Linked DNA regions of Homo sapiens: region 2 is linked to region 1. Evidence: chromatin loops called from intact Hi-C (ENCODE). Cell type or tissue: heart right ventricle. All regions are shown on one strand. Each heading gives the region's core, and the rest is flanking DNA. Links, peaks and the distances in the headings are about the cores only. Region 1 has its middle 11 kb from the start of UQCR10. Region 2 has its middle 17 kb from the start of ASCC2.

Region 1 (3,999 bases), core at 1-2,500:
GTGGATCAAATATGCTAATTAGGCACAGGTCCCTGAAGACTGTGTGGGGAGACCCATTCATTTACCCTCTGTAGCAACATAACAAATGACCCCTCCTAGACCTGTGCTAAGCACATCACAAGCACTCTCATATATTTTCCCAACCACCCTGTGACATGTCAGCATCATTATTCCATTTTTCAGATGAGGAAACTGAGGGTCAGAGAGGGGAAACAACCTGCCCAAGGACCCCCAGCCAAAGAGCAGCAGGGCTAGGATTCAAACTCAGGCATGTCCTGTCTCCCTAATCCATGCCCAGGCATAAGGTGATGGAGCAAAGGAAAGCCCAGCAAGGACCCTATTTGGTAGGTTTGTGAAGTGAGATTTGAGGTAGCCTGGGTCTTACATGTCAGGCTAGGGAATATGAACTTGATCTTGTTGTGGGCAGTGGGGAGCCATTGAAGGTGTTTAAGCAGGGGCATCAGTCTGGCCTTACAAGAGTGCAATGGAGGCTGGGTGCGGTGGCTTACGCCTGTAATCCCAGCACTTTGGGAGGCCGAGGTGGGTGGATCACCTGAGGTCAGGAGTTCGAGACCAGCCTGACCAACATGGTGAAACCCCATCGCTACCAAAAATACAAAATTAGCTGGGTGTGGTGGTGCATGCCTGTAATCCCAGGTACTTGGGAGGCTGAGGCAGGAGAATTGCTTGAACCCAGGAGGCAGAGTTTGCAGTGAGCTAAGATCGCGCCGTTGCACTCCAGCCTGGGCAACAAGAGTGAAACTCCATCTCAAAAAAAAAAAAAAAAAAAAAAAAGTGCAATGGAGAAGAAGGGTTCCAGCGCAATCAGGGAAGGTTCTGGATAAAAGTGTTTTGTTTTGTTTTGCTTTTTGAGACAGGGTGTCACTCTGCCACCCAGGCTGGAGGGCAGTGTTGTGACCTTGGTTCACTGCAACCTCCACCTCCCAAGCTCGAGTGATCCTCCCACCTCAGCTTCCTGAGTAGCTGGGACTGCAGGTGTGCACCACCACACCCAGCTAATTTTTGTATTTTTTGTAGAGATGGGGTTCCCCCATGTTTCCCAGGCTGGTCTCAAACTCCTGAGCTCAAGCGATCTGCCTGCCTCAGCCTCCCAAAGTGCTGGGATTACAGGTGTGAGCCACTGTGCCCAGTCTAGGCAGAAGTTTCAAAATGGGGATAGGCCAGGAGCAGCAAGAAGGCAGTCAGCACCAAGCAGCTGCCAGCCAACACTTTCGCTACACTCCATCATTGCTCTGTCCTTGATGCCTGCTGGAGTCTGCCCTTGGCATTCGGTCTATATATAAATTCAAGCATATCAGGCCAAGGCCCCAAAGAAAAGAGAAAAATGATTTTTTTTTTACATGGCACATAGTAATAAATATGAGCATAGCCAATGGTCCTGCATTTGGATCTCTGCTCTACTCTCACTAGCTGCGTTACCCTGGGCAAGACACTTAACCTCTCTGAGCCTCATTTTCCACTTGGAATGACAATCCAGTGACACAGGGTGCATGTGCGGCACCTGGCCCAGGCCTGCCCCCGAGTGAGTGCCCAGAGAAGGCACTATTTTTGTGTGTGTGATCTTCTGTGTGTGCTGGTTGCCTGCCCCACACAGTACAGAGTGTTCGTCCTTTGCTGTCACTCAAGCAGCTGCCACAACCTCCGTCTTGTGCAAGGAATTTGTATTCTCTCCAACTTTGCACATTGCTCAGGCATTGTAAATTCATTGATTTCTGTCCTTTCCCCAGAGGACTTCAAACTCATTTGTAGGACGGTCCTTGTTCCTTGTGTTTGGAAGGGCTGACTGAGTCATGGGGATGGAATCTATTTCTTTTTAATAACTTACATTGCTTCCCCCCTTAGTACAAAAGCAGTAACATGCTCGGTGTGGTTCACACAAATAAGCAAAGGAAAACTACTGATAATCCTGCCATGCGGAAATAATCACTGTTAAGATTTTAGTTCTTATCCTTACAGCATTTTTTTTTTAGAAAAAAAGAATACACATAATGGTTTTCTACAAATATGGGATCGTACTACACATGCTATTATCACCATTTATTCAGGTAATGAGATATTGTGAACATCTTTCTGTTTCTCATCTGCATCATGTCGAATGGCTTACTTGTCTTCTATTATACCATGCTTTAGTCGGGCAATTCCCTGTTTTTGTACATTGAGGTTCTTTCTAATTATTTGCCGTTAAGCTACAATGAAGAGTCTCCTGGCTAAATATTTGCCCACAATCATGATTATCTTCTCAGGATAAATTCTTAGAAATAGAATTGCTGGGTCAAGTTTTTTGACTGATGTTGTTGAATGGGTCTTCCCGCCAGCAGTGTTTGAAACGATCATTTCCCATATCTTGGCTCATGCCGGATATTATAATGATTAAAAAAAAAAAACTTTGTGAATTTAATAAGTAAAAGGACATCTAGTGATTTTTATTTTGCCAATCTGTTGTTACAGAGCTTCAAGAAGCAGATGCAGGTATAAAATGGGCCGGAGAAAGATGCAGAGGTAGGGAGGGGAGTGTGGTGGGTACCCATAGTCCCTTCAGTACGAAAGATTTACCACCTCAGATGCTGGACGTGCTGTTGGCCTCTTCAGGGATTGGCCAGGCTGAAGAGAACTGCCCTGCCCTGTCTGCCCACTTCCTAGGCAGCAGCCTCCAGCGAGTGATCAAAAGAGACTACAGTCTGGGTGCGGTGGCTCACGCCTGTAATCCCAGCACTTTGGGAGAACAAGGCAGGCAGATCACTTGAGTCCAGGAATTCAAGACCAGCCTGGGTAACATGGTGAAACCCCGTCTCTACCAAAAGAAAAAAAAAAAAACTCAAAAAGAAAAAGAGGCTATAAATGGCCCTGGTCACCCAGATCAGGACAGCTCTGAACGGCCATGCTTCAGAACTAACCAGGGTCAGCGGAAGCCTTTGTTGAAACTGCATCTATGGCCAGATGCAGTGGCTCACACCTGTAATCCCAGCACTTTGGGAGGCCGAGGCGGGTGGATCACAAGATCAGGAGTTTGAGACCAGCCTGGCCAACATAGTGAAACCCTGTCTCTACTAAAAATACCAAAACTAGCCAGACGTGGTGGTGGGAGCCTGTAGTCCCAGCTACTCGGGAGACTAAGGTGGGAAAATCACCTGAATCCAGGAGGCAGAGGTTACAGTGAGCCAAGATCATGCCATTGCACTCCAGCCTGGGTGACAGAGCAAGACTCCGTCTCAAAAACAACAACAAAAACAAAAACACAAAGAACACATCTACATCTTGGTCTGACTTCTTTTTTTTTTTTGAAATGGAGTCTCACTCTGTCGCCCAGGCAAGAGGGCAGTGGTGTGATGTCAGCTCACTGCAGCCTCTGCCTCCCAGGTTCAAGCAATTCTCCTGTCTCAGTTTCCCAAGTAGCTGGGATTACAGGTGCCCCCCCCCCCACCACCATGCCCAGCTAATTTTTCGTATTTTTAGTAGAGACGGGGTTTCACCATTTGGCCAGGCTGGTCTCAAACTCCTGACCTCAGATGATCCATCTGCCTCGGCCTCCCAAAGTGTTGGGATTACAGGGATGAGCCACCACGCCCAGCCAGTCTGACTTCTTCTGCTGGTCCTGTTTCTTTTCCTTGGTCTACACTAGCCCCCAGTGGAGTCCACTCCCCAGGGAACCCAGCCTGTGGTTAGGAAGCATCCTTGTGTCTACCTGGGACAAGCTCAACGTGTGCTTGGTGTACAAACCTAGAATGTTCTGAGAGCTGGGCCTTCCTTCTTTGGGCCACCATGACAACACAGAGGTAAAATGTTTTAAGCCCTGGCAGGCAGCCCTGGGGTGCCAGAAGCTTCTAGGGTACCCTCTGGCTGGGTTATTTAAGCAGTCAGCTGGGTGGAGATTTACTATACAGAGTTTACTTCCCTTGACACCCCTCCTAGATAACAACACCCTCAGAAACAACAAGAATTATGGCTGCCATTGTGCAGTATCATGGGGGTTATTTATTT
Region 2 (8,064 bases), core at 2,722-5,221, 76 kb before region 1:
TTGATATATATATATATCTGTGTCTGTGTGTGTGTGTATATGTATATATATGCATATATATCTTTTTATCGCTCTATCGCCCAGGCTGGAGTGCAATGACTCAATCATAGCTCATTGCAACCTCAAACTTCTGGGTTCAGGTGATCCTCCTGCCTCAGCCTCCTGGGTAGCTGGGACTACAGGCATGTGCCACTTTGTCTAGCTAATTAAAATATTTTTTAGGCCGGGCACGTTGGCTCATGCCTGTAATCCCAACACTTTGGGAAGCTGAGGTGGGCGGATCACGAGGTCAAGAGATTGAGACCATCCTAGCCAACATGGTGAAACCCCGTCTCTACTAAAAATAAAAAAAACTCTCCCTCTCCCTCTCCCTCTCCCTCTCCCTCCCTCTCCCTCTCTTTCCACGGTCTCCCTCTCCCTCTCCCTCTCTTTCCACGGTCTCCCTCTCATGCCGAGCCTTCTCCCTCTCCCTCTCCCTCTCCCTCCCTCTCCCTCTCTTTCCATGGTCTCCCTCTCCCTCTCCCTCTCCCTCTCCCTCTCTTTCCACGGTCTCCCTCTCATGCCGAGCCGAAGCTGGACTGTGCTGCTGCCATCTCGGCTCACTGCAACCTCCCTGCCTGATTCTCCTGCCTCAGCCTGCCGAGTGCCTGCAATTGCAGGCGCGCGCCGCCACGCCTGACGGGTTTTCGTATTTTTTTGGTGGAGAGGGGGTTTCGCTGTGTTGGCCGGGCTGGTCTCCAGCTCCTAACCGCGAGTGATCCGCCAGCCTCGGCCTCCCGAGGTGCCGGGATTGCAGACGGAGTCTCGTTCACTCAGTGCTCAATGGTGCCCAGGCTGGAGTGCAGTGGCGTGATCTTGGCTACAACCTCCACCTCCCAGCCGCCTGCCTTGGCTCCCCAAAGTGCCGAGATTGCAGCCTCTGCCCGGCCGCTACCCCGTCTGGGAAGTGAGGAGCGTCTCTGCCTGGCCGCCCATCGTCTGGGATGTGAGGAGCCCCTCTGCCTGGCTGCCCAGTCTGGAAAGTGAGGAGCGTCTCTGCCCGGCCGCCATCCCACCTAGGAAGTGAGGAGCGCCTCTTCCCGGCCACCATCCCATCTAGGAAGTGAGGAGCGTCTCTGCCCGGCCGCCCATCGTCTGAGATGTGGGGAGCGCCTCTGCCCCACCGCCCCGTCTGGGAGGTGAGGAGCGTCTCTGCCCGGCCGCCCCGTCTGAGAAGTGAGGAGACCCTCCGCCTGGCAACCGCCCCATCTGAGAAGTGAGGAGCCCCTCCGCCCGGCTGCCATCCCGTCTGGGAAGTGAGGAGCGTCTCCGCCCGGCAGCCACCCCATCCGGAAGGGAGGTGGGGGTCAGCCCCCGCCAGGCCAGCCGCCCCGTCCGGGAGGGAGGTGGGGGGTCAGCCCCCGACCCGGCCAGCCACCCCTTCCGGGAGGTGAGGGGCGCCTCTGCCCGGCCGCCCCTACTGGGAAGTGAGGAGCCCCTCTGCCCGGCCAGCCACCCCGTCCGGGAGGGAGGTGGGGGAGTCAGCCCCCCGCCCGGCCAGCCGCCCCGTCCGGGAGGGAGGTGGGGAAGTCAGCCCCCCGCCCGGCCAGCCGCCCCGTCCGGGAGGGAGGTGGGGGAGTCAGCCCCCCGCCCGGCCAGCCGCCCTGTCCGGGAGATGAGGGGCGCCTCTGCCCGGCCGCCCCTACTGGGAAGTGAGGAGCCCCTCTGCCCGGCCACCACCCCGTCTGGGAGGTGTACCCAACAGCTCATTGAGAACGGGCCATGATGACAATGGCGGTTTTGTGGAATAGAAAGGGGGGAAAGGTGGGGAAAAGATTGAGAAATCGGATGGTTGCCGTGTCTGTGTAGAAAGAAGTAGACATGGGAGACTTTTCATTTTGTTCTGTACTAAGAAAAATTCTTCTGCCTTGGGGAAAAAAAATAAAAATAAAAATAAAAATAAAAATAAAAATATTAGCTGGGCGTGGTGGCGTGCGCCTGTAGTCCCAGCTACTCGGGAGGCTGAGGCAGGAGAATCACTTGAACCCAGGAGGCGGAGGTTGCAGTGAGCTGAGATCGCGCCACTGCACTCCAGCTTGGGCAACAGAGCGAGACTGTCTCAAAAAAAAAAAGTAAGAGGGTAGAAAGAACATATGCTGCCACTTGGGAAAATATATGGCTGGAGGAAAATAAACAATGCTTATATTGTTAGATTGTTGCATATTTATTTTCTTTCCATTTTTAATAATACAGTCTTTTTAAATTTGTGGTTATGTGAGTCTAAAATATTTGTGTATGTAAGTATATATTTGATGTATTAACATAATAATATTAACATACCATATTAACATACCGTAACACATGAACTAATTATTTTTCCATTTTTTATTTTTTTAGAGATGGGGTCTCACTATGTTGCCCAGGCTGGAGTGCAATTGCTGTTCACAGGTGTGATCATAGTACACTGCAGCCTCAAACTCCTGGCCTCAAGATGTCCTCCCATCTTGGTCTACCAAGCAGCTGGAATTATAGACGTGGCTTTCACTTTTATATATAATATAAAACCTGAGATTTCATTAACTCCCAATGTACCCTCAATTCAAATTATTAGACACTTTGAAGCCAGCTAATATTTATTCAACAAATACTGAGCACCTTCTCTGTGCCAGACACAAGCCTTGGCCCTGAGGACATGATTGGTGAACTAGACATAGTACTTGAATGTCTAGGAATTTATCACCTGCTGCGAGGGACAAACACATCAATAGACGAGTACAAGGCAATGTGCTAAGGTTTATTTTAGGCAACTTGGGAACTTACAGGAGGAACCTTACTCAGTTTGAGAAAGTCAGAAGGGCTTCCTAGAGGACATGGCACTCAGCTGAGACCTGAAAGATGATTCTAAGTATACCAGGTACAAGGGGAACAGGAGTAGGAAGAACATCTCCTGCAGTGGGACCAGCTGGGATACAGGCATGGGAGCTAGAGGGGTGAGATGGTCATGGAGTCACAGTTGACTCAACGGTGGGTGTTTATGGGACAAGATAAGATACAGTTGAAGAGGTTTAAATGCCCCACACAGTTCCTTGAACTGCCATGGAGAACCATTACAAAATATCAATCTGGGGCTCGTCAGTAACCATTCTATTTTGTTCCAAATTGCCCAGATATGCCTAACCATAAACTGAGATATTGACAAATATGTATAAACTGGGCTGTTTTCATGCCCTGCTGGCACTGCTGATTTTCTGTTACGGAGCTAAAGGATTGTCAAAGGCAAAAAGTATTGGGCCTGCGGGTCTCATTGGCAATCCACAAGGAGCAAGCTTTCAGCCCGGGGAAGTGGCCAAGGGCCCTATTAGGAGGAGGACACAGTAGGTGGCTGGGCAGGGGCCAGAGGGATGAGAAAATGAGGCACTCATCCAAACAGCGTCAGGGATTATCAGTGGGCATTGGCAGAGGGCACAGAGCCCAGGGGAGCAGAGACGTATTATGACATGTCTGTCTATAGTCAGTAGGGAAACAGCAAGGCCACTAGAGACAAGGAGACAGCCCATTCTCCAGCTTCCTCTTACTATCTCTGCAAAAGCTGCTTTGTGCCTTGTCACTGGCAAGCCACCCCAATGAAACACTCGATGACCGAGTGGCGTTGAGAACACACCAGTAGTAGCCTGATACATTGGTCAGAACCACAGGAGCTCAGCTAGAGGCATAGCCGCCTTCTCTCTTTGGCTGGTGACATGTTGATAAAGTTCTCAAGTCCTGCAGTCAGCCCCTGACAGCTTCTCTGGGCAACGGTTCATGTTGGGACGCTTCTGCCACCCTCCTGCCCACCCCAGGCACAGCAGCTGGCGGGCTGCTGCCTCCTGCCAGGAAAGGTCTGGACCTCGCTGGAAATTCAGAAGCTTGACTTTCAGTCCCTTAGTGCAGCATCCTCTGAGCACAGCCCCTGATCAGCAGGCAGGAGGCCAATTTAAAAACACAAAACATACTTATTTCTCACATGTCTAAAAAGTGTATAGACAAATCTAAATCTCAGACCAGGTAAAATCTTTGACTTATCCTAGATTCCCCTAAAAGTAGAGTCTGAGTCCGGGCAGGATGGCTCACGCCTATAATCCCAGCACTTTGGGAGGCTGAGGCAGGCAGATCACCTGAGGTCAGGAGTTCAAGACCAGCCTGGCCAACATGGCGAAACCCTGTCTCTACTAAAAATACAAAAATTAGCCGAGTGTGGTGGCACATGCCTATAGTCCCGGCTACTCAGGAGGCTGAGGCAGGAGAATCACTTGAACCCGGGAGGCGGAGATTGCAGTGAGCCAAGATCACATGACTCCACTCCAGCCTGGGCAACAGAGCAACTCAGTCTTAAAAAAAAAAAAAGAAAAAAAATTGTCTTGGTGCAGTGGATCACGCCTGTAATCCCAGCACTTTGGGAGACCGAGGCGGGCAGATCATGAGGTCAAGAGATCGAGACCATCCTGGCCAACATGGTGAAACCTTGTCTCTACTAAAAATACAAAAATTAGCTGGGCGCTGTGGTGCGCACTTGTAGTCCCAGCTACTTGGGAGGCTGAGGCAGAAGAATCACTTGAACCTGGGAGGCAGAGGTTGCAGTGAGCTGCGACTGCGCCACTGCACTCTAGCCTGGTGACAGAGCGAGAGTCTACCTCAGAAAACAATACAAAAAACAAACAAACAAAATCAGTCTCAGTATTCTGTTATAGCAACACAAAATGGACTAAGACATGTGTTCAGCATCCCTCCCTCCATTTCTGGGAACAGCATCTCTATTTTGGGATTGGGAAACCACTCTCTCACTTCCAGTTCCTGTGATTGGGTGAGGCTAACCTCTCCTCGTTCCCAAGACACCAACTCCAAGGGTTGCTCAAGTCCCAGGTCCAGCCGATCAACACAGCCTGTTCCTCCCTGCCAGCTACAATGATGAGTTCAGGACCAGTCCCTAGATCATAGGTGCTTAGATCTTCATTTCAGTACTCACACAGCCATGTATTTTGGGAATGCGATTCCATCCCATGGGTAGGACCTGAGAGGCTTAAACTAACCAGTTTAAGTACATCCATTCCACTGAATGAAGACACTAATTTTGGAGTGAGCATGTGACCAAAGTGGCCCAGCCAGCCTGACTCTCAAGACTGCCTTGGAATGCTGGAACACGTGTGTTCTTTCTGTGCTCATGGGAAGAAGGAAACCCATGGTGCCAGCTGCTGCTGGAGGGCATCTTAAGACCCCAAGGTGAACCAGTCTCAGTAGAACACCTCACTATATATGGCAGAGCACAAAGACAAAACCAGTGCCTGAGGACACAGGTGAGTTGTTGCATCAGCCAAACTCGAAGCTCGACTTACTTCTGGATCTCCAGTTATGTGAATCAATCGTTCCCCTTCACTGTTTAAGTCCATTTATGGTGGATATTTTGCTACCTGCAAGCTGAATGCAAACCTAACCAAGCCTGAACTTAAACCTAAAAGAGAACCATTAGTTCATGTAATAGAAAGGTCCCAGGCTGGATGCGGTGGCTCATGCCTGTAATCCCAGCACTTTGGGAGGCCGAGGCAGGTGGATCACCTGAGGTAAGAGTTGGAGACCAGCCTGGCCAACATGGTGAAAGCCCGTCTCTACTAAGAATACAAAAATTAGCCCGGCATGGTGGCACATGCCTGTAATCCCAGCTACTTGGGAGGCTGGGGTAGGAGAATTGCTTGAATCCAGGAGGTGGGGGCTGAAGTGAGCCAAGATCGTGCCACTGCACTCCAGCCTGGGTAACAGTCGGAGACTCTGTCTCAAAAAATAAATAAATAGAAGAAAAGTCCCAGGGTAGAGACACTCCGAATAAGCTGAGGCTTTACATCCATGATCTCATTTGATTGCCTTCTCATACTGGTGACTACTATTCAGATCCCCCTTCAGTAGATGAGAAAAAAAAATATTTAAAAAATTGATGGCACTTACCCAGTAGTTCTCAAGCAGAAGAAATGTTGTGCCCCTCCCCCCAACCCAGGAGACTAGGGACACTGGATAATGTCTACAGACATTTTTGGTTGTTGTAACTTGGGGGTGGGGAAGGGGAAGGAGGGAGCTGTGGTACTGGCACCTGGTGAGTAGAAGCCAGAAATGGTACTCAATATCCTATAATGCATGGAACAGTCTCCCACAACAAGGAATTATCCAGGCCAAAATGTCAGTAGAGCTGACATTGAGAAACCCTGCTTGATTAAATCCAGGGTCACTTGGATGGTAGGCTCAGATTCAAACCCAAGTCACTCCACAGAATGCTGCTTGAGCCCACTCTAAATATGCAATACATCCCTATGCCAGAGTCAGCCAAAGGGTGGCTACAGCTAAGGCTCAGGAAAGCGAGAGGTCTGAGAGCCCAGGGGTAATGGAGCCCAGCCACTTCAGGGCCACCATAATCTTGTACCTACTTCACCCTCTGTCAAGTGCATTTCAGGGTGAGCCCCTTGTGGATTCCTGTATAATTTATTGGCCGTGGTGGCCTGTGCTTTGGAGGACCTAGGGATGTCTGTGGCTCCATGCCCAGGGTCCCAGTTCCATTTCCATTTCTACCTATTTGCCTGGCATTTGCTCTCCAAAATTGGAAATTAATAATTCATTGTGCAGGATGAATAATTCAGCAGCAAGGACAAAGGGCCAATGGCAGTGGTTGGCATCACAAAATCAGTCTATGTTTTCTTCTAAAGGGAGAGGGGACTGGGTGCTGTGGCTCATGCCTGTAATTCCAGCACTTTGGGAGGCTGAGGCAGGTGGATCACCTAAGGTCAGGAGTTCAAGACCAGCCTGGCCAAGATGTCAAAACTCCATCTCTACTAAAAAATGTAAAAATTAGCCATGTGTGGTGGTGCATGCCTGTAATCCCAGCTACTTGGGAGGCTGAGGCAGGTTGAACCCAGGAGATGGAGGTTGCGGTGAGCCGAGATTGTGCCATTGCACTCCAGCCTGGGTGACAGAGTGAGACTCCATCTCAAAAAATAAAAATAAAAATAAAAATAAAAAATTAGCCAGGTGTGGTGGCACACTCCTGTAGTCCCGGCTGTTTGGGAGGCTGAGCATCAAGGATCACTTCAGCCTGGAAGGCTGAGACTGCAGTTAGCTGTGATTGTGCCACTGCAGTCTAGCCTGGGTAACACAGCAAGAATCTGTCTCAAAAAAATGAAATAATGGGCCAGCCGCAGTAGCTCACACCTGTAATCCCAGCACTTTTGGAGGCCCATGTGGGCAGGTTGCTTGAGCTCAGGAATTAGAGACCAGCCTTGGCAACTTGGCAAAGTTTCATCTCCATTAAAAACAAATAAATAGCCAAATAGCCGGGTGCAGTGACTCATGCCTGTAATCCCAGCTACTCAGGAGGCTGAGGCAGGAGAATCACTTGAACCCAGGAGGCAGAGGTTGCAGTGAGCCGAGATCATGCCATTGCACCCCAGCCTGGGTGACAGAGTCAGACTCTGTCAAAAAAAAAAAAAAAATATATATATATAAAATAAAAATTAAAAGAAAATAAAATAATAAAAAATAAAGGGAGACGGGGCTGGGTGCAGCAACTCACACCTATAATGTAATTCCAGCACTTTGAGAGGCCGAGGCAGGAGGATCACTTGAGCCCAGGAGTTTGAGACCAGCCTGGGCAACATAGTAAGATCTCATCTCTAAAAAAAAAAAAAAAAAAAAAAAATTAGTCGATGCCTGTAGTCTTAGCTACTTGGCAGGCTGAGGCAAGAAGATCACATGAGGCCAGGAGTTCAAGGCTGCAGTGAGCCATGGTCACACCACTACACTCCAGCTTGAGTGAGAGTGGGAACCCAACTCAAAAAAATAAAAAATAAAATAAAGGGAAAGGGAAAAAGAAACTCTACATCCAAGATGATCTCTGGACGAAAATGACACCAAATACTGGACAATTTAAACAAGCTCCCCTTTTGGGAATGGGCATTGGTGAAGACATTGGGGCTGCCTGAAGGGAATTCTGGACTGTGTTTCCCTCCCCACATCACTTTTAGCCTCTTGAACCTTCACAGTCCATTATAGCCCAGCTTGATTGGCACCTGC

What was found. Hi-C counts contacts between places; a loop is a spot of excess contacts. Peaks named below come from ENCODE experiments on the same cell type or tissue, not always from the same donor. Only the 100,000 strongest peaks of a DNase experiment are listed, where the experiment ranks them.
Region 2: a loop joins it to region 1, with 7 times the contacts of the local background. A loop is called at or near these places in 1 of 110 quality-filtered maps.

What each region holds. Positions count from the first base shown.
Region 1 is chr22:29,776,840-29,780,838 of GRCh38, reverse strand. No RefSeq gene overlaps it. Among named protein-coding and RNA genes, the nearest start is that of UQCR10, 11 kb to the right of the region's middle. In heart right ventricle, for the core only: no CTCF peak of the experiment used is centred there; a DNase peak (open chromatin) is centred at 1,548; H3K27ac peaks cover 2,161 bases.
Region 2 is chr22:29,851,437-29,859,500 of GRCh38, reverse strand. No RefSeq gene overlaps it. Among named protein-coding and RNA genes, the nearest start is that of ASCC2, 17 kb to the right of the region's middle. In heart right ventricle, for the core only: a CTCF peak has its summit at 3,822; DNase peaks (open chromatin) are centred at 3,420 and 3,720; H3K27ac peaks cover 1,464 bases.